Linked DNA regions of Homo sapiens: region 2 is linked to region 1. Evidence: read pairs that join two places in POLR2A ChIA-PET (ENCODE). Cell type or tissue: MCF 10A. All regions are shown on one strand. Links, peaks and the distances in the headings refer to the core of each region. The heading gives the core; the rest is flanking DNA. Region 1 holds the start of SERPINB5 (serpin family B member 5). Region 2 overlaps VPS4B (vacuolar protein sorting 4 homolog B).

Region 1 (10,449 bases), core at 734-8,733:
TGTCACTCAATTTTTTGCTCAGATATGCCTTTACGCATAGTATTAAGCATTTTATTTATTCATATATATTTTTAATAGAGACTGTGTGTTGCTGTGTTGCCCAGGCTGGTCTCAGACTCTGAACACAAGTGATCCTCCTGTGTTGGCCTTCCAAAGTGTTAGAATTACAGGTGTGAGCCACCGCGCCTGGTTAACGAAGCATTTTAGAGGCAAATTGTGCCACTTCTACTATCTGGTTTTGGTTTAACTCTGGGGTCCTGTTTAACTCTATTTTTTTTCACTGTGGTCTTTTTTTTTTTCTCTTAAGTTTGCTTCTTAGAAAATTTCACACAGCCTGTTTTCTGTAATATAGTACAGTTTATCATTTAATATAAAATTTCTTCTAGACAAACACCAGAAGTTGAAAAGACAAAAAGTATGAAATAAATCCTCAAAATAGAGTAGTTAGGAAAAAGAATTATAAATCTGGGGCTTTTAAAATAGTTTTTTTTCCATCTCAGTCAGAAACTTTAAAGCAGTCACTTTATCTTCCCTGACTCAGTTTCTCCACAAGTGAAAAGACATAATAGTCCACAGTGACTAGTTAGGATCCTTTATAGTCAACTGTGAATGGCTGGAAACGTGGACAGCTAATATGATTCCACTATTGTATGGGAGAGGCATCATGTGAATTAGTGGGAATCACCTTTATTAGTGAAGAAAAAAATCACTTGATGATTTGTAGGAATCCGGGGAGAATGCTGAGAATTTGTGGCTGAAACTTCTCTTAGGAAAAGAGAGAGATTGAGTGAGAGCGAGAGCGAGACAGAGAGAGAGAGAGAGAGAGAAAGCGAGAGGCACATGCTAGAACAAAGCTCCTTTCATTTGTTCCTGGGAGTGGCTGGGTGTGTCAAATCATCCCTCAGCCTCGATGCTGAGTAATCAAGTATAATATTTGCAAAGCTTCAACCTATAGGTAAGAAAAAGCACCAACAAAACAGTCTCCTAGGTTATTAAATATTTAGTCCAATGATTACTTGTGTTGAACTAGAGGAAGTTATTGCTTCATACAATTGTATAATGAATGAATGAATAATTCATTCTTTGAGCTATGTATCTCCCCTCCAAAAAATCTACTCTTTTAAATATATAGTCAATAAAATGGTTTTTGTGGCAAATAAAGAGAGGGGAAAACATTATGGATTATTTTTGAAATTATAGAGCAAATGCTTTTTCCTACAAACAGGTGTATTCTTTGTCACTAAATTTTTTTAAATAAATCATTTATTTGGTTGGGTGCGGTGGCTTACGCCTGTAATCCCAGCACTTTGGGAGTCTGAGGCAGGTGGGTCACAAGGTCAGGAGATCAAGATCATCCTGGCTAACAAGGTGAAACCCCGTCTCTACTAAAAAATAAAATAAAAAAAAAATTAGCTGGGCATGGTGGCGGGCGCCTGTAGTCCCAGCTACTTGGGAGGCTGAGGCAGGAGAATGGCATGAACCCAGGAGGTGGAGCTTGCAGTGAGCCGAGATCGTGCCACTGCACTCCAGCCTGGGCGACAGAGCGAGACTCCGTCTCAAAAAAAAAAAAAAAAAAAAAAAAAAAAAAAAAAAAAAAAGAATCATTTATTTTACAAATGTAAAGTGTTTGGGATGAATCAGATGTACTGGTCTTCATATACAAAGAGAACTGGAGGAAAGGTAGCTGGTATTTAAGGAAATGTCAAACTGACTTCAAATTTTGGGTTGAATTCATCCTTAGTTGAATTCCTGTCGGGTAGGGTTATTTCCCACTCATTCATTCTCTACCCACTATGTGCTAAGTACCCACTATGTGCCAGATACTATTCTAAGTTCTTGGACTACATCAGTGAAAAAAACAGACCAAAAAAATCTGCTTAGATTTCAGCTGAAGGAGGCCATCAACAGTAAACATAATAAGTGAATTGTATAGTATATCATATAGAAAACTATAAAATCTGGCCTTATATCTGCTTCTTATAGGTTCAAAGTTCATCAAGAAGAAGGGAGATCAAAAATACTCTGGAGTTGACTATTCATGGGCCCACATAAAAAGCTTTTCATGAGGCAAGAGACTGAAGATTATAACAGGATAATAACACCATATTGTTATTTTTATGTTGTTGCTCTCTGAGTTATTAGTATGAGTAGAACCTTTTTTCTTATAAGTCTGATGCTTCTAAGTCCACTTGTTAACATAATTGACATGACAACTTTGTTCTTTCCAGGCATTTCCTTCAGGATGTATGTTTTTTTTTTTTTTTTTTTTTTTTTTTTACAGTATAACAATTAGTGTAGGTATCTGACTTATAGAAATGCAAAGCTAAACTGTAGTCGGCTTGAGATCCATAGTTAGGTCTTATTCTGGGTCTTGCCCAGGGTCTGACACACTCAAAAAATGCTTATTCAGTCAATCACAGACTCCAATCAAAATGTCCAGTTAAAACAGGGAAGCAGAGTAGAAACCTATTGAATGCAGAAGACTTTATTGAGGCCACTCTTTCCTAAAATTAATCAGCAGGCATGTTCTCCAGAAACTAGTTTGAAATTCTGTAATTTAAAAAATGTGAACTGCTTGTATAACTCCATCCTCTCCCACTTTTCTGTTTTCTAGTGTCTTTTTAGGTAGAATTCTAAAGAACTTAAAATTTTGGCTGCCGTGGAAAAGAATATTACTGGGAAATGGGTCTTCTCAGTCAAATAGAATCACAGTTTTAATACTCTTTCCACTGAATGGGAACCACTTTTTTTTTTCCTGCAATTTTGCCTAAATCAACAGTGTGTTTTGTCAATGATGTTACACCTGAGACTTGTGAGTCCTTGCCTTACTTGGGTTCAATGAGAGGGTGAGAACATTCACGTACAGGGTCTGACCTCCAGAGATACTTCAACAAGTGAAAGCTTTTGACAGGAAATGTTCTGTTTAATCTTTTGTTAACATATCTGTCCAATATACCTTGTATCATCCCAGCTCTGGACCTCCGTTCTCAGGCTTAAATGGTCTCCTGATGTCCAATGATGCTGCCTCCATGATCCTTCCCCAGTCATAGCCAGACTGAAAAGGTCACACCCATCTCTGAACTACTTTTGTCATTTGCACCTCTCTTAAGTCCCTTATTACATGCCTCCAGATACTTTCTTTTGTTTCTTGTCTTCCTACTGTACCCTTTGGGGAGAGGGAACATGTCTTATAGCCCCAGTCGAATGGTGCCTCTAATTTTCACCCAGTTAGAATCACCCAAAGGCATTTCACTTTGCTAGAACTTCCTTGGGTATTGTTGAATTCCTGTCATTGGAAATGTTTCTGCCCCGGTTGAGCAAGCACTGAACAGGAGTGTTTTAGAGGGAATTAAAACTTCAAAAAGGAGAATAGAGAGGCTCTACCATTTAAATGCAAGTCGCTTGAAATCTGTAGACCACAGTAGCAAGCACGAAGCAGGTATTCAATAAATGTGGTGAATTCAATGTCAATAACATGCTCCAGTCTTTTGTCCACTATTCCCCGAGCCTACCTAACCAATGGGCAAAGTGGTACTAATTGCCATCATTAGGAAGCACATGCTATGTGTCAGAAAGTATGTAAGAATTGTCTCTTCATCCATCTCTGTCTATATCTCATTTTATCGATCTTATTGACAAATGAGAACTATATATAGATCTCATTTTACAGATGAGGAATCTGAAGATAAAGGGATTAAGCAATTTGCTCAGGATTTCTCAAGCAATGAGTGGTTAGACTTAGTTTGCAAATTTATGACTCTGCTCCCAAATTCTCATTTTCCCTCCTACAGCTGGATAATAGAATTTTTAAGAAGCATCCTTCCACACCTCCTCACCTATGACCTTCCCTCCACTTGCTCCACTGATGCCTAAAATTCTGTTTTTGGAGTTCACTTAGTTTATGACTTTGATTCTGGTTAACATTAAAATACCCAGGACATGGGGGAGGGGAAGCTGTTATCAATCTTAGTTTAGTCAGTTAATATAGCGAGTTGCTCTTATTCATTACTCAACAAGCACTTATTGACTGCATACTGTACATCAGGTCTGTACCAAGCTTTGGTGTTATAAAAATGAATGAAGTTTGGCACTTACCTTTAACATTGTTGTAGTCACATATAGGAGAATGTAAGAGATTATTATGAAACAATGTAGTAAATGTACAATAGGGAATTCTAGATAAGCACAGCAGAGAAGCAACCAGCTCCGTTTCAGGTCCTTTCCTGAGACTGATTCGGCTGGAAGGGAGTAGGTCCCGCCAAATGAAGAAGCTGTGGGAAGACAGGAGGACAAGAACAGGCTCCACGAAGAGATTTCAGAGCAGAGCTGCGTACTCCTTTTTCTTTTTGTTTCTTTTGCTCTGTCACCCAGGCTGAAGTACAGTGGTTAGCTCACGGCTCACTGCAGCTTTGACCTCCCAGGCTCAAGTGATCCTCTCGTCTCAGCTTTCCAAGTAACTGGGACCACAGGCATGCATCACCACACTAGGCTATTGTTTTACATTTTTTGTAGAGATGGGGTCTCACCATGTTGCCCAGGTTGGTCTCAAACTCCTGGGCTCAAGCAATCCGCTCACGTCAACCTCCCCAAATGCTGGGATTACAGGCGTGAGCCACCGCGCCAGGCCTGAGTAATCCTAATCACAGGATTTTAAAAAGAAACTTCCTGCGCCACCCATTAAACAATATCTCCTACCAATTTGGTAGTAAATATTTTGCTAATAGTACCTAATTTTTAGGTAGGCACTGTGTTTATACATATATCCATTCCTTCTTTTTTGATTGTCTTTCTGTTTAATGGGCAGCTACCTCTCTTGGCATCTAGCAGAATGAGCTGCTGCAGTTTACACAAAAAGAATGGAGATCAGAGTACTTTTTGTGCCACCAACGTGTCTGAGAAATTTGTAGTGTTACTATCATCACACATTACTTTTATTTCATCGAATATTTCACCTTCCGGTCCTGCGTGGGCCGAGAGGATTGCCGTACGCATGTCTGTACGTATGCATGTAACTCACAGCCCCTTCCTGCCCGAACATGTTGGAGGCCTTTTGGAAGCTGTGCAGACAACAGTAACTTCAGCCTGAATCATTTCTTTCAATTGTGGACAAGCTGCCAAGAGGCTTGAGTAGGAGAGGAGTGCCGCCGAGGCGGGGCGGGGCGGGGCGTGGAGCTGGGCTGGCAGTGGGCGTGGCGGTGCTGCCCAGGTGAGCCACCGCTGCTTCTGCCCAGACACGGTCGCCTCCACATCCAGGTCTTTGTGCTCCTCGCTTGCCTGTTCCTTTTCCACGCATTTTCCAGGATAACTGTGACTCCAGGTAAGCAAGGTGGGGTAGCAGGGCTGGTGACTTCCTTTTTTCAGGGAAATTCATAAATATCGTTATTTGAGCTGATTTGAGATGGTGAACAAAATGGACTTAGGTCCATTTTGGGGCTGTTTTCAAAGACGGGCTGTTGGGTTGAGTACTGTCGCCTCTCATCCCCCATGTTGGCAGTATTTCCAGCTCCCAACCCTTTGAGCACCAGGAACACTGCAGAGGGAGTAAAATCACTTAACCATACAAGGTAAGAATATGAAGAAGTCACGTGGCTCGGAGGTTTTGGTGGTAGAGGGGTGCAACCGTGATTCACGGAGGAGAAAATACTTCTGAGGACATTTTCAGGCCTACTTTGGAACTCAGAATGAATTTTGCAATGCTAGTTTCAGAAAGGGTGTGGTACCCGCAAACTGGGGAAAGTTGAGAAGTATTGGTGGGTCTGGCTGGCTCTTCTCCCTGGCTGACGTTGTAAGGCTGAGATTTAGGCATATGGACTGCCCTTCTTTTTGGCATTTTTAAGCATCAGATCGCTGTTCATCTACTTGCAACTGCATTCTTCTAAGCGGAAATTATTCTCCCTTCAGTTTTCTGGGTTTCAGCATAACTTTAAACAAGTTACACATTTCAGATGCATATTCTTGGACTTATAAATTGTAATAGCTGCTTGTAGTTTCTTACTCATATGCTGTACACTTTTTCTTATGGCTTCATTTAAGCATATCATACTAAAAACCAACATGCCAGGCTATTCCAGAGACTTGTAACCAGATCCTCAGAGCTGGGGGCTCTTAGACATATTTCAGCCCAGCCCCCTCATTCTGTAGATGAGGAGCAGAACTCACAGAGGTGATCTGGTGTCCAAAGGCACACAGCTTGTAAGTAGCACCGCTGAGATCAAATCAGGCCTTCACACTTGCAGCTCGGGATGTTTCCACAACACCGTGGGTTCTGTTACCATCTTTTTCATCCCCTACATCTCCCGGGAGGTTTTCGATAATGGGTTCCAAACCTCAGTCCCTGTCAGTTAGTGTAAGTGTTCGATGAGTTCCTTCATGGGTGGAGATGAAGCCTGTCTGAGGAAAGGAGTCTCCAAAGGAAATGAGTCAGCAGGTTTATATCTTTGCTTCCTAACGCCTTGAATTGTGCCACTTCAATCCCTCTGGGTTGTGGATTGACTTTGGGGCTATGCAGTCTCAGCGATTTGGGCCATTCTGGTGTGGCTGAGTCTGGCTGTAAGTTTACTGCTTGGCAACAGTGGGCTGGGTCAGTGGTCAAGATCAGGCTTCTAAAGAGACAGGAGCAGCTATGATGCTTCAGAGCAAAGCAGACGCCCCCCTGCCATGGGAAATTAAAGCAATTACTAATAGCTGTATTGTACTTTCTTGCCCACAAAGCACTTTTCATATACATTGATTCACTTAATCACTTCGTTTAGTCCTCATAGTCTTTCACATTGCAGAAACTTCAAAATATCCTATTTTCTTAATCCTGCACATCCTTTGCTCCTCAAAGACTTAGAATGTGGACAACAGAGGTTGTGTTTTTTGGCATTCCATTACTGATATTATAATAGGCAAGGTTTCTCATGGCATTCCCTAAGGACTGGTTATACCAAATACTTGAGAGATGTTTTTCACCATGTCTTTCCATCTTTAAAATGAGGCAGGCCAGGCTAAATGATATCTACGATACTCTGACACAGTAAAAACGTAGTTTTTTTTTTTTTTTTCTTGAGATGGAGTCTTGCTTTGTCACCCAGGATGGAGTGCAGTGGCACGATCTTGGCTCACCGCAACCTCACCCTCCCAGGTTCAAGTGATTTTTCTGTCTCAGCCTCCCAAGTAGCTGGGATGACAGGCACGTGCCACCACGCCCGGCTAATTTCTATATTTTTGGTAGACACAGGGTTTCACCATGTTGGCCAGGCTGGTCTCGAACTCCTGACCTCAAGTGATCTGCCCGCCTTGGCCTCCCAAAGTGCTGGGATTACAGGTGTGAGCCACTGTACCCGGCCAAAAGTTAAGGTTTTAAGGGATGAAAAAACTATACTCATAGCTCTGTTTAAATATGCACGCCCGTGATGTGTGGGTGAAGAGTGTGGTTGATGGTCTATAAGTAAAATGAACATATATTGTTCAAATCAGGATATGTTTGAGAGTAAACGGGGCACTGTTATCAATGTCAAGACAACAGACATAAACCAGGATTGTCCCAGGCAAAGTGGGATGTATATATCCTACCCACAGGACTTTTTTCTCACCTAAATGGTCTAAAGACAAAAAATGTGAGGACCATTGGCTCAGATGCATAAAAAACTTAGGAAATCTTCATACAAAGACCAGTGACAAGCTATAAGTCTAGAGAAGTGAGCACGGCCCTACCCCCAGCCCAGTACATGCGTCTCCATTCACTGGGGCCTCTCTGAATTGAGTCAGTTCTCCCTGTCCCACGTTTTTGCAAGGCTAACTCCTACTTATCCTGTAGGACTCACCTTTAATGTGACTTACTCAGTTGTCACTGTCTCTGAGGAGGTGTCACTGAGGTTTCTAGTATGGGGGGTCTGTCACTCCTGGGGATCCCATAGTGACTTGGGTGCTCATCAAAACACTTAAAACAGTCATCATACCACTAACTGACAGCTCCTTGGAGGCAGGGGCTATGTCGTTTTCACCTTTTCTTAATGCTTACCCTGACACAAATTAGGTACTCAGTTAATACTTACTAGATGAAAGCAACATCATACCAAGAGTTTACAACATAAGTGGCAGAAAGGGAACAAGGGCTTCTTCAAGTAGGAAAATCATAGGGAAGAAGTTTTGTGTCGATTGAACAAACCATGCAGGATATGTTGATATCTTCAAGGGGAGACTTCAGGACATGCAGGATTTTTGGAACTCGAGAGACTTCTGAGAGAACAAATGCCAGCAAAGATGCAATTAACAAGAAAGCAGGTGATCAGGTGTGGCGGGGAAGTGCCAGGCTGGGAGCTAGAAGCAATGAATTCTAGGTCTGGTTTTGCCACTCTCACTCCCTGCGTGGGTGGCCTGGGAGACTCACTTCATCTTTGTCTGCCTCATTTTCCTCATCTGTAAAATGAAGAGGTGTGGCCAGCCTAGATCCTCTCCAAGATCTTGTCCCACTTTCAAGGTTTATAATTTGCACAGATTGCGAAAGCAAGGTACTTGGAAATAAGTTCTTAAAACTGCATTTGTATTACTGCTTGAACTTCCATCTATCTCACTTTCCTATGGTTAAAATAAAGTTCCTTTTAAACTTTTAAGTGCTGAAAGATGTAGCGTTTTCTACATTGCAACTATAAACGAAGTTCTCCTTGTTAAAATGGTTACAGGGTTTTCACAGAAATGGAAGAAGACCCTTGTGACAAGGCAACAGAATGAAAAAAAATTTGTAGCAATTTTAGCACTTTCAACAGAAGTCATTAGGCACATTAAATTTATTATATAGGAATTGCTAATCTCTACTCTGGTACTTGCAATTTTATAGCATTTGATCATGCAAAATGGTCTGTGTAGGAAGTTTGTATTTTTTCCAGGTCATGTATTGTTAACATTGCTGAGGTTTGTTTAAATGCTTTGATTGTCTTGCAACACAGTCATGTGGCAACTGTGGCCAAAGTCATCTTTTGAGCTACCTCAGACCAGATCAACTTTATAGTGTTTTTAGGTCACTTGGGACTAATCACAGAGCCACTGATCAGATTTACCGGGCAGTATTTGATTGATTACTTAGTGGGTGATTTTTTGCAACTACAACCTTTTCCATGTACAGACCTTTTCTGTTTCCTTTAGCCAGCATCAAACAATGCTCTTGCCACTGGGACCCCAGATACTAAGGGCTGTATGACCTTCCCAGACATGAAGGAGAATTTTCTGAGAAAGGAGCCAGTCAGCATAGGAACAGGAAGGCAGATCTCTTTGCGTTCATGCACTGAGGATTAGCATGCAAAGGAAGGGACTCACTCAAAGGGAAGGTCCGCCAATGGTGAGAGAAAGCCCCAGAGATGTTAGGATGTCAGATGTGCACTGATTTACATCTCCAACAGGGACCTGGATCTAAGCCTTGAATTGCAACACAGCATTAATTGTATTGTGTAATTAACTACACTAAAAGCCACAATGATCTTGTATCCACAATCATTTAGACTAAATGTATCTCAAAATGTTGTGACAAGTGAATGAATAATGCTTTAGTGAAATAAAATGGTAAAATGAACATCTCCTCACCATTTGATCCACTCCTAAGATCCATTTGTAGGTGTTTGCAGCCAAACTCCCTCAGCACATTAAGATCTTAAACACCATCTTTCTATACAAAGGAAATCACTAAAAGTATAGTTTGTTATTGACTATGCAAAATTATTCTAGTTTCTCTTGGAGGATAATAAATACGTGCTTGGAGGAGCTACTTGTGTTTGTTAAAGCAGTTTGTGTGTTTTCATATTATTATCAGTGCGATTAGCTCTCCACTGGTGGAAGTGTTAAGAAGCTTTCAGGGATCTGGGTTTAGGCTTCTCTATTTGGTGAAGAAATAACTCATTACTTCTTGTACATGTTGAGTTTTACTTGTAGATGAACTTGGCATTACTAATATTAAATGTGCTGTGGAAGGAAGCCAGGTTTCCTATTCTGAAAGTCTGTCCACAGATTCCCCAAACCTTTTGTGAAGAGTTTCTTTATGTTTTCCCAGTGGCAGGCACACTGGGTGAAACACTCAACAGGCTTTCATTTTTGCCTCAGTATACCCTGCTGACCTCAGTATACACCTAATGCCAGTCACCTTTCCCTGGGGTGTGATGTCACCTGTAGGCCCTTGCCCCTGCCCTGAGGGGAGAAGGAGTAAGGTTGTGGGCTTTAAAGAAAAGTGAGAGGCCCACCTGACTTCAGGGGGCCTCGTGGTATATTTGCAATGGGAACTGGCCTGAGCGCATGGCTGTACTTATCAGGGACATATGGAGAAGGAGGAAGCCCATGGAAATGACCAGTGAGCATGAACAGAGTCAATAAAACATTATTTTTGGATAATGAACTCGCTTTTTCAGACTCTGAGATATAATCGATTTAAGTCCATCCTACACACAAGCCATATATCCCATAAAAGGGAGAATTCTGAAG
Region 2 (10,449 bases), core at 1,705-9,704, 66 kb before region 1:
ATATAATACTTCTAAGTTAAAAGGTGACTTTGGAATGTTTACTGATAAACAATCTCATACTAGACATGGTTTGCAAAATTAAAAAGGGGGGATGGGATTATGAAAAATGCTAACAAATGGAATGTACTTCCAATGATATAAATTTATCCGGTCTTTGACTATACTATTTACTAGTATATTACTTAATCACAAAAAATTCACTGAATAAAATTAGCTAACAGAAAACTCAAATCACAAACCGATTTTTAATTTTAACAAATATACACTTAATATCATAATCTAAAACAGAAGTAAAAGATTTAAAATACTGTTCAAAAAACAAGGAAAAATTCAAAAAAGATACAATAGTATGAAATCCAGCAGCAAACCATTAAAAAGTAGAAAAAAAAGGATATTCAAATATAAAAGGCTAGGACTCCTTTCATATTCTATTTCATCCTGAAATTTCAAATACATTTCCTCATTTAAATGTTTTAAGTATTTGGTTTTTTTTCTCTTTTATTTGTTTGTTTTACATTTCTGGCCTTTATTGTAAGTGATAGGGAATTTAGAGAAATCCCTATTAAAAACTGGTTGTATCGGCCAAGTGCGGTGGCTCACAATTGTAATCCCAGCTCTTTGGGAGGCTGAAGTGGGCAAATCACTTGAGCTCAGGAGTTCGAGAGCAGCCTGGGCAACATGGCCAAACCCCACCTCTACAAAAACAAACAAACAAACAAACAAACAAACAAAAAAAAAAACTTAGCCGGGCATGGTGGTGTGTGCCTGTGTTCCCAGCTACTCAGGAGGCTGAGGCAGGAGAATCCCTGGAACCCAGGAGTTCGAGGCTGCAGTAAGCCGTGATTGCGCCACTGCACTCCAGCCTGGGCAACACAGCGACACCCTTGTCTCAAAAAAACAAAAAAGAAAAAAAAAATGTATCTTTTCGAAAATTAAAGATATGCAACTGATTTTTACCTGGGGCAGGGTAGGGAGAGGGAAACAAAACCAAATCCAATAGAGCAGACAAAAAAAGTGTCTTGCTTTACAACTGGAATAAGGCCACTTGGCACAGACCCACTGGGTTACCCAATAAATGCCAACTGAGTGCGCAGTGTGTGCCAGTAGTTTCAGGTGGTGGGGACACCACTACGCTTGAGTGTAAACTCAAGATTTTGCCCTTGGACTATATCTACCACTGAAGTTCTTGGCATCTAAAGATGTTCTCTATTCATTACCTGGTCTGTTGTCAACACATTATCCTTACAGTGTTTTCCTAGACATCCCAGTAGGGTAGGCAAGACAAAAATACTACCAAAACGAAGACACTAGTATAGCAAGGCTAAAAGTTTGGCTCAGGTAAGTATTTTCACTATTCAGTAACCAAGGCTGAACCTATAAAATGGAAATCCTTCCCAGTTATGCATTCTATTTGGTAAGATTCAAATGAACAAAATACATACTACCAATGGGTGAGCAAAAAATTCAATCTGAAAAATTGTTAGATAATTTATTTCGAAGAATAATCAAATCTCAGTGATTAACAAAGCCAGCCAACAAATAGATGCCTTTTTAGATAAACAGTGCTACCATTTATTGAGTCCCTAGACTTCGTCAGATATATGAGGTAGTTTTTACACTGTCATTAATCTTAAAAGCCCTGAAAGGAAGCTATTGCTCATTTCTATTTTAGAGATGGGGGACGCTGGTTCTGAGAGATTCAGTCACTTGCCCACAATTAGAAAGTTCTAAGTGGCAGACCCTTGAACAGAATCAAGATCTGAATGGAGCCAAAAACCTATGTCCCCTCTGTTATGCCACTGTGCTATAGTAGAACAGAATGAAAGGGCTTTACAGGTGTGGATGGTAAACACAGAAAGCTTAAACAATTAAATGTAAACAGGAACACTGAAAAGCAGATGAAGAGCAGTTAAGAAACAAAATAAACCATCAATAAGTGAGCTACAGCAACGGCAATAAAAGCCACGTGTAAGTCCTAACTTCTCCCACAGTAGTAAATTTTAATACCATCAAATTTTGCAGTGTGCTAATAGTATAAGTGTTACCTTCTCTAAAAGGCGGCAAATAAACAAAAAGAAAGAGCAAGTTGACTGAGAGCCTTTTAAAGGCAGATGTGAAGCCAACAAAACTATTACATAAAAAAGACCAAACCATGATCCTAGAGGGCAAACCCTAAGAAAACACTCTAAACAAAGCCAGCACATGACTATTGGGAACCAAAGCCAGTTCTTAAACTTCATTTAAATATAGAGGGAGAACAAAAACAATTCAAATAGACAATTCACTTTGAGTCTTTTTAATAGGATAGTAAATTTAAAAATGAAATCTAAAGCAACCTTGAAGTTGATTCTGTAGTTTCTTTTTTTCAGGATCATCAGATTCTCCTTCCCCATCACTGTCATTCCTAATAAAAAGAATTTAATATATTCAAATGATCACTCATTGCTATCAAATAAGGCAAAAATGAAGGAAAAATTAACCTGAAATATTTGTAATTTCAGTGGCAAAATCAGACATTTACATTAAAAGTTATGCTTACTTATTTTAAAGAATGTAGTAAATAAGAAGCAGTCACGTTATCATCAATAGAGAATCATGTAAAAGAAAGGGACAAAAAGACCAGAATGAAGTCAGGAACTAGCTCCAAATTCCCATGACATATTTAGGTATGTATTAATTCATAAATGCATGCCCCACACATCACTCCATGAAGGATTCAAGATGAATCACAGGAGAGCTGCAAACAACAACAGTAAAAACATCAGGACTGGGCAAGATATAAATTAGAACAAGAGGTCATATTAGGAGGAAAAAAATCTGGAACACTAAGGTACAAAGGTCTACAACCCTTAGTCTGGGGATTCCAAAGGACAGAGGAAGCTTCCTGATGACAATGAACTACACCCAAAGAACAAGTAGGTCGATCAAGGCATTTCATTCATATCTAGGGATTTATCTTGAGGAAATAATTTTAGACAAGTTCAAGCATTTGACCATAAGGATAATCACACCCACACTGTTTGCAAAAGGGGAAAAAGTAACTCATATTATAGGGACTAGCATATGACAGGATACATTGCAACATTTAAACGTGATGTAGAAATAGTTTATTGGAAAGATATTCCTGATACAATGTTAAGTATAAAAGTGATAAAGCCAAAAATAAGGCATTATATCATTTTTAAAACAATAACATATAAAGGGAGATAAAAGCATGACATGTTTTATGCCAAAATGGAATTGCCTTGGTTATCATAGGACGGTGGGGCTGTGGGTGAGGTAGACACTGCAAAAGATTCACATGACACTCACTCCAACCTCTTTCTATCATGCTGTCCAGTACTATAAAGGCTGTCCTTATTAAAAACAAACAAACAAAAAAAACCCTGCCGTTTCTCATCTCCCTTGTAGCTAGGGTTCCACATGAGACCTAAATTCTTCCAAGAAGGTGGGGGCTGCTCACAAGGAGACAGAATCTTCAGGCGAAGGCACTGGTTTTGCTGAGGGAGCTGCGCAGAGGATTTACTACCTGCTCCCAAGCACCATCAGTGCTTAGCAGAGGAGTTGGCAACAGTGGGATCCCTACTTGAACAACCCTGGTACTGTTGGCCATTTCTCCTGATTCCCTGGCCCCACTATTCTGTAAGGTAATACCCTATAATATATCCCTTTTTGCTTAAATTAGCCAAAGTGGGTCCTACTGTAAACGAAGATTGCTGTTCAGTACAAAAGAAAAACTGGCATCGCCTTGTCAGGTAATCATCTCAGAAGAGATCCTTACAGGGTTTTCAAGCAAGAGAGAAGAGCTTCTATGGACAAGGGAAGAGAAGCTTCTGCTGTCAAGGGAGTCTCAGTGACAGCTGGAGGTCCTGGGCAGTCAAGGTCAACTAAATTCTTCCCAATATTTTCACTTCATGTTTGGAGTCCCTGTTTTATACCAAATGTCCTCACTTTCATATAAGAAACCCTAAGTTGGAATTCAGTAATTTGTAAGATCAGACTATCATCTGATTTTTGTTAAGTCAGTGCTATCGATGAAGAAGATAACATGTTCTTAGGGTGTCACAGAAACTCCCTGGTTCCCCGATCACATCTTGAACAGAGAATATAAAACCTTGAGCTTAAGCTTATCATTTCCTTCAAACTCTGCCACATAGTTTGAAGCAGCCAAGTCAACACTGGTTCTTATATTCCTCATGTACTTCCAAATGGTCTGTGGTAGCAGCCACGAAGCCCCAAAGCACTGCCTAAAAGGCACTTCATTCCTTGTGACCACAGGGTATTGTCTAAATAACCTGCGCCACTGCATACCATGAACAATGAGAACCACATCCTCTAAAGCTGAGCAGAATCTCGCTGTTTTCAAACCCAAGCAGGCCAGATAACTCCATCCCAGAGTCTCATTTTCTTAAGGGTGTGTTACCTGGAACTACTGGCATCAATTAATAGGACAGCCAGAGAGGATGTGGTTAGAATATGTTCCCAGTGCTGAGCACAAACTTGGCACGCATATGTCATGTACTGAATAAACAAATTCTGCATCTAGAAGTGATACATCCCCCATCTAGGAAGACATGCCAAAAATCAGTTTCAACGTTTATAAGTTATGCTGTGTTGTTTTCTTTACAATGACAACATAAAGCAAATCTAACACAAATTCACATCAAAAAATTTTGCATAAGATATCCAAAAAAAATTTACATTGTTGGAGTTACTTTTCATTTTTTCCATGTGGTCAAAGGTTTAACTCTCTGGTCACTCCTATAACCTTAAGCTTCCATATTAGCTAATGGCCAGAGAGTAACTGAGTACTATTCCTACAAGCATTCTCTCCTCCTACTAGCAGGCAGTCAGGAAGGGTTGTTTGAGGAATATTATCCATTCAACTTGGCAAACTAGGGGTCAGCAAACTTTTTTTTGTAAAGGACCAAACAAGTAAATATTTTAGGTTTCGTGGGCCATACGGTCTCCACACAACCACACAACTTTGTTGTTACGGCACGAAAGCAGCCCTAGACAACAATATGTAAAAGAATGGGCACGGCTGTGTTCTGATAAAGCTTATTCCAAAAACAGGCAGCTGGGCAGCTTTGGCCCATGAGCCATAGTTTGCTGACACCTGTTTTAATCAAAAGAAATTTCACAAATCGAAAGCAAAAAGCCACAATAAAATTGAACAATTTTAAACACGTACCCCTTCTCATCTGCTGGACTCGGCTGTCCTTCTTTCACTGGCTTCTGTGCTTTTTTCTCTTTATTTTTCAGGTACTCCTTTAGTTTTTCTGCTCTATCAAGATATTCTGTACACTTTGCCCTGATACTTTGCTTGGCTTTATCACCCTGTGCTTCATCTATTAAAGGGAAATGAGAGAGATTTTTTTCCATTAGTATTCTATGTAGAAAGGTTTGAACTCTTAAATATGTATTTTTTCAGACAAGGAAATTCTATGTTGGAAGAAGGAGGGAAGATCATCTCTAACTCATCATAGCCAATGATTATCACCTCTTTTCTACCCCTTCCTCCAGCAGGGTTGGAGACCAACAGTGGGTCTGAATCAGAAACAACCTAAGCAAGACAGCAGGGTATATTAAGTTAATGTTAACTAACAGGAAATTATTTAATATTCTGAAGCTTTCATATTTTTCCCTTACATTTTTGCAGATAGTTCAAAGTTGCTTGTCTTAGACAAACCCAATTATAAAAAAGACAAATAGAAGGAAAGCAGTATTAATCATTTCTATGAATGTCTACAAAAGCTTTATTTCAGAAGAGTAAAGTGATGGAAATCCCATATATTCTGTGTAATACCAACATCGTAAATTTTACTACACAAAGGCCTCTGTCAGAGCTGTTTTCAAAGTGAACTTTGGCAACACGTGCAATAGATGGGATGAGCCCCACATAGCTTACAGGTTATGACTCATTCTTAGTCTCACTTTAACATAAAACCTCAGAACTAAATGGGAGAAGCTCAAAAGAACATCTTCAATCATCTAACTGCATTCCATTTAAGAGCTATGAGGGCAGGGGTCTTAACCATTTCTTTCCATTGTATCCCCAGTGCCTGCCACGTGGTACACACGCAATACATATCTGTAAAGACACAAATAGAATGTCTCCTAACCTATTTTCCACTGACTAGACTACATTTTAAGATGTTTACATATACAAAGTAATAACTATGATGGCTGTCACATTTGCTAGCTACATCTCAATACTTAAAAATCACTAGAAAGAAAGTGGAGTATTTTTTTTTTTTAACAAATGGATCGTTTAGAATTGTCTGGCATTATATTTCAATTTTTTAGAAATGAAACAGAATAAATTTTCCTTTTCGTGTTTTTAAATAAAATATAACCTATGGCCTCACATTTAACGACATGAAGAAAATACTGCACAGCATGCTGATAGAGCTGAAGGGCTTCTTCGTAGTTCCCAGCCTTGTCTTCTTGCGCTGCTTTGCTAGCCAGATCTATCGCTTTCTGTTTGAGGGAGGCAAAATAACAACATTTAAATCAAAGCATAAACATAAATTTGAAGTAAATAATCATACTGAAAGTTTTTTTTTTTTTTAAAGCTTCTCAGCTTGCTGGGCTGTGAAAGAAAACAAAAATAAGTAAAAAATAAACAGTAACTAAAAAATCATTTTTTTCTAACTCACAACTGTATTTTATTATAAATTACAAGTTGAAAAGATGCAAATTACATGTTATAGGAATAAATGCTACTGAATGTTACTTTAGTACCAATCGCTAACATTTACATGTAATTTTCACTTAGCTAAAGTTAAATTTAGGGCTAATAAGAAATAATAGAATGTGAAAATTCAAACTAAACAAGCATTTAGAGAAATTCTCAAAAATTAAATGCTGCTTTAATCTAAAAGATATAACAATAGTGGAAATGTAAATGGGGTGAAACCTCTTCAGAAGCAATGGGGCAATGAAATATCAAGAATCTGAAAAATACTCATATATTTCAATCCAGTAATTAACTAAAAGGTTTACTGAGCACAGATATTATCAGAGAGGTCTTTTAAATAACAAAAACAAAACCTGGAAACTTAAATCATAAAGGATGCCACAAAACAGAACACCAAAGGATCACTAAAATAACATTAAGAAATATTTGTAATAATATGGAAAGTGTTAATAATGGGCATTTTTAAAAAGCAGGACACAACTTTTTATATGTAGCAGGAATTTATTTGAAACAACAGCAGAAAAAAGCAGCACAGGAAAAAGATGGGAAGGAAATTGTTAAACAGAGTTTATCTTTGATAAAACATATATTTTTCATTTTCTACTTTTTCACATCTTCTAAAAAATGTCCATAAGGAACATGGACTACTTTTGTGGCATTTTTTTAAAAAGTCCCAGAAATAAATCCATACTAATAAAGCCAAGAGATTTTTGAAAATGATGCAAAAAGCCAGTCAATGGCACCGAGTCAGGCTTTTTAAGAAGTGGTGCTAGAGGAACTAGACATCCATAAGCATACACCTAAAAGAATTCTGACTTAAACTTAATACTTCCTACAAAAATTAACTCAAAAATGGATCATAGAATTAAATGTAAAACTACAAAACTTTGATTCTTATTTATTTGTTGAGACGGGGCTCCATCTCACTATGTCGACCAAGCTAGCCTCAAACTCCTGGGCTCAGGTGATCATCCTGCATCAGCCTCCCCAAATAGCAGGATCACAAGTCCACACCACCGCACCCAGCTAAAACTTTTAGAAAAAACATGGAAAACTTAGGATCTGGGGATGCGCAGAGTTCTTAGATTTGACATCAAAAGCATACTATATAAAAGAAAAAAAAAGGTAACTGGATCTTATGACAAAACTTTTGCTCTCTGGAAGATTTTGTTAAAAGGATGAAAGGACAATCTATAGACTGGGAGAAATATTTGCAAAACATATCTAACAAAGAACTAGTATCGAGAATACATAAAGAACTCTCAAAATGTAACACATATCTACATGTGATAAAACTGCACAAACAACCACACCCACACACATAAAAACACATAAGGACAAGTAAAACTGGGAAAATATGAGTAAGAGTGGTGGAATGTATCAATATCAATATCCTGGTTGTGATATTGTCCCAGTTCTACAAGATGCTGCCACTGCAGACAACTGGATAAAGGGAATGCTGGATTCTCAGTATTTCTTACAACTGCGTGTGAATCTACAATTATCTCAAACTAAAATTCTCCTGAGCTCAGGAGTTTGCGACCAGCGTGGGCAACACAGTGAAACCCCGTCTCTACTAAAACACAAAAAATTGACCAGGCGTAGCGGCATGCGCCTATAGTCCCAGCTACTTGGGAGACTGAGGCAGGAGAATTGCTTGAACCCGGGAGGCGGTGGTTGCAGTGAGCCAAGATCATGCCACTGCACTCCAGCCTGGGCAACAGAGTGAGACTCCACCTCAAAAAAAAAAAAAAAAAAATTATGCACAGATACATACAAATAAAGGGCAAACATGACTTATTAAAACATTCCAACTGGGTTAATTTAGGTAGTAAAACTATTCAACAGAAATAGGTGCCAGTAAAAAAAAATGAAAATTGACAGTTGTTAGAGATATTAAAAAGTAAGTATATAACATAAGCAAAAAATCATTCAAACAATGCAAAAACCAATTATGTGTAAGAATATTACATTTTGGGGCAGTTGAGCATGGATTGGATATAACTGGGCTGAGATCTGTAAATGGGAGGAACAGGTCTCCCGCTGGAAGACCATGCTTCCTCTATTGTAGCAGGGAAGAAAAATAAATGGTTTACTTCAGAATTGATAAAATGTAATAGTTACGTATCTCACAGGTCAAGTAGCCTAAATTCAAAGCTAAATTTTCAAGTTTTATCAGCTAGTATATGAACATAAAACATGGAGTCACACAGTCAAGTGGTGGTTAGGTCAGACTGGTCATATAAAAATGCACCACAGCCAAGATTGTGCCACTGCACTCCAGCCTGGGTGACAGAGTGAGGCCAAGCACAGTGGCTCACGCCTGTAATCCCAGCAGTATGGGAGGCCGAGGAGGGCGGATCACTTGAGGTCAGGAGTTCGAGACCAGCCTGGCCAATATAATGAAACCCCATCTCTAAAAATACAAAAAATATTAGCCAGGCGCCTGTAATCCCAGCTACTTGGGAGGCTGAGTCAGGAGAATCGCTTGAATCCGGGAGACAGAGGTTGCAGTGAGCCGAGATCATGCCACTGCACTCTAGCCTGGGTGACAGAGCAAGACTCTGTCTCAAAAAAGAAAAAAAAAAATGCATCTCAAAGCCTCAGTGGTTAAGCCACATAGCAGAAATAAATCCTTTTTCTTTTTTCTTTTGAGATGGAGTCTCACTCTTGTCGCCCAGACTGGAGTGCAATGGCGCCATCTTGGCTCACTGCAATCTCTGCCTCCCAGGTTCATGTGATTCTCCTGCCTCAGCCTCCCCAGTGGCTGGGATTACAGGCACCCACCACCATGCCTGGCTAATTTTTGTATTTTTAGTAGAGATGGGATTTCACCATGTTGGCCAGGCTGGTCTCAAACTCCTGACCTCAGGTGATACACCTGCCTCAGCCTCCCAAAGTGCTGGGATAACAGGCGTGAGCCACCGTGCCTGGCCTAGAAATAAGCTCTTTCTTATCCTAACTATAATTTTCTTCTCAGGTGATTTTGAAATGCTGTGCCACTCACCTCTTCAGCCACTTGTTCCTCTCATTCAGTCAGGCCTCACTGAGGCACCACACTGATTTTTATTAAGTTAAATCTCTTATACTGCAGTGGGTATTATTTAAGCATCTAGCTCCAAACATAGTGCTAATTAAACCAGCCTTTCCCTGATGATGAGAATGTCTGTATATGGCTTCTGAGCACTTGAAATGTGGCTAGTGTGACTGAGGAGTGAGTTTATGTAATTAAAATAGCCACATGCAGCCACTGTACTGGGTGGCACACGTTAAACCTTTAATCGAAGACGATGAATTAAGAGGATATGCATCTGTTTTTTTTCTGCTGATGAATACCATTTCAACCTTATTTCTGTTAACATTTTTCATCTGAAATAAAATTAACCATGTCTGTTAGCATTTTTCATTTGAAATAAAATTAACCATGTCTTCTATGGTTAATTCTGGAGAGCTAATTATTTTATTTTTTCATTCCAGAAAGCTTTACCGGAGGGATCCATACAAAGGACATCCCCGCACTTCCATAGTTTCTTGATGGACATGTTTTACTCTCTATCCTTCTGCATGACGCTGGCTACTGCTATCTCAAAGTCCTCCTGGGTGACATGCACTCGCCGTTCCCTCAGGGCATATATGCTGCTTTCTCTGTATATGACTTTCACTTCAGCCCCTGATGCTCCTGGCATAAGCTTGGCAATTTTTCTCTGGTTGATCCCCTGGGTCAGGTTCCTTTTCAGAGAATGGAT

The links. Peaks named below come from ENCODE experiments on the same cell type or tissue, not always from the same donor. Only the 100,000 strongest peaks of a DNase experiment are listed, where the experiment ranks them.
Region 2: POLR2A ChIA-PET joins it to region 1 with 15 read pairs; 3 of 35 experiments call an interaction of 5 or more read pairs at or near these places.

The regions. Positions count from the first base shown.
Region 1 is chr18:63,471,729-63,482,177 of GRCh38, forward strand. SERPINB5 (serpin family B member 5) reads left to right here and starts at 5,230. Exons shown (of 7, transcript NM_002639.5): 1 at 5,230-5,317. RefSeq lists an enhancer at 3,979-5,178. In MCF 10A, for the core only: no CTCF peak of the experiment used is centred there; DNase peaks (open chromatin) are centred at 873, 5,093, 5,513 and 6,423.
Region 2 is chr18:63,405,096-63,415,544 of GRCh38, forward strand. It overlaps VPS4B (vacuolar protein sorting 4 homolog B), which reads right to left. Exons shown (of 11, transcript NM_004869.4): 2 at 6,372-6,483; 3 at 5,195-5,351; 4 at 2,337-2,404. It also overlaps the pseudogene LOC100422317. Among named protein-coding and RNA genes, the nearest start is that of VPS4B, 12 kb to the right of the region's middle. In MCF 10A, for the core only: no CTCF peak of the experiment used is centred there; DNase peaks (open chromatin) are centred at 4,486 and 5,896.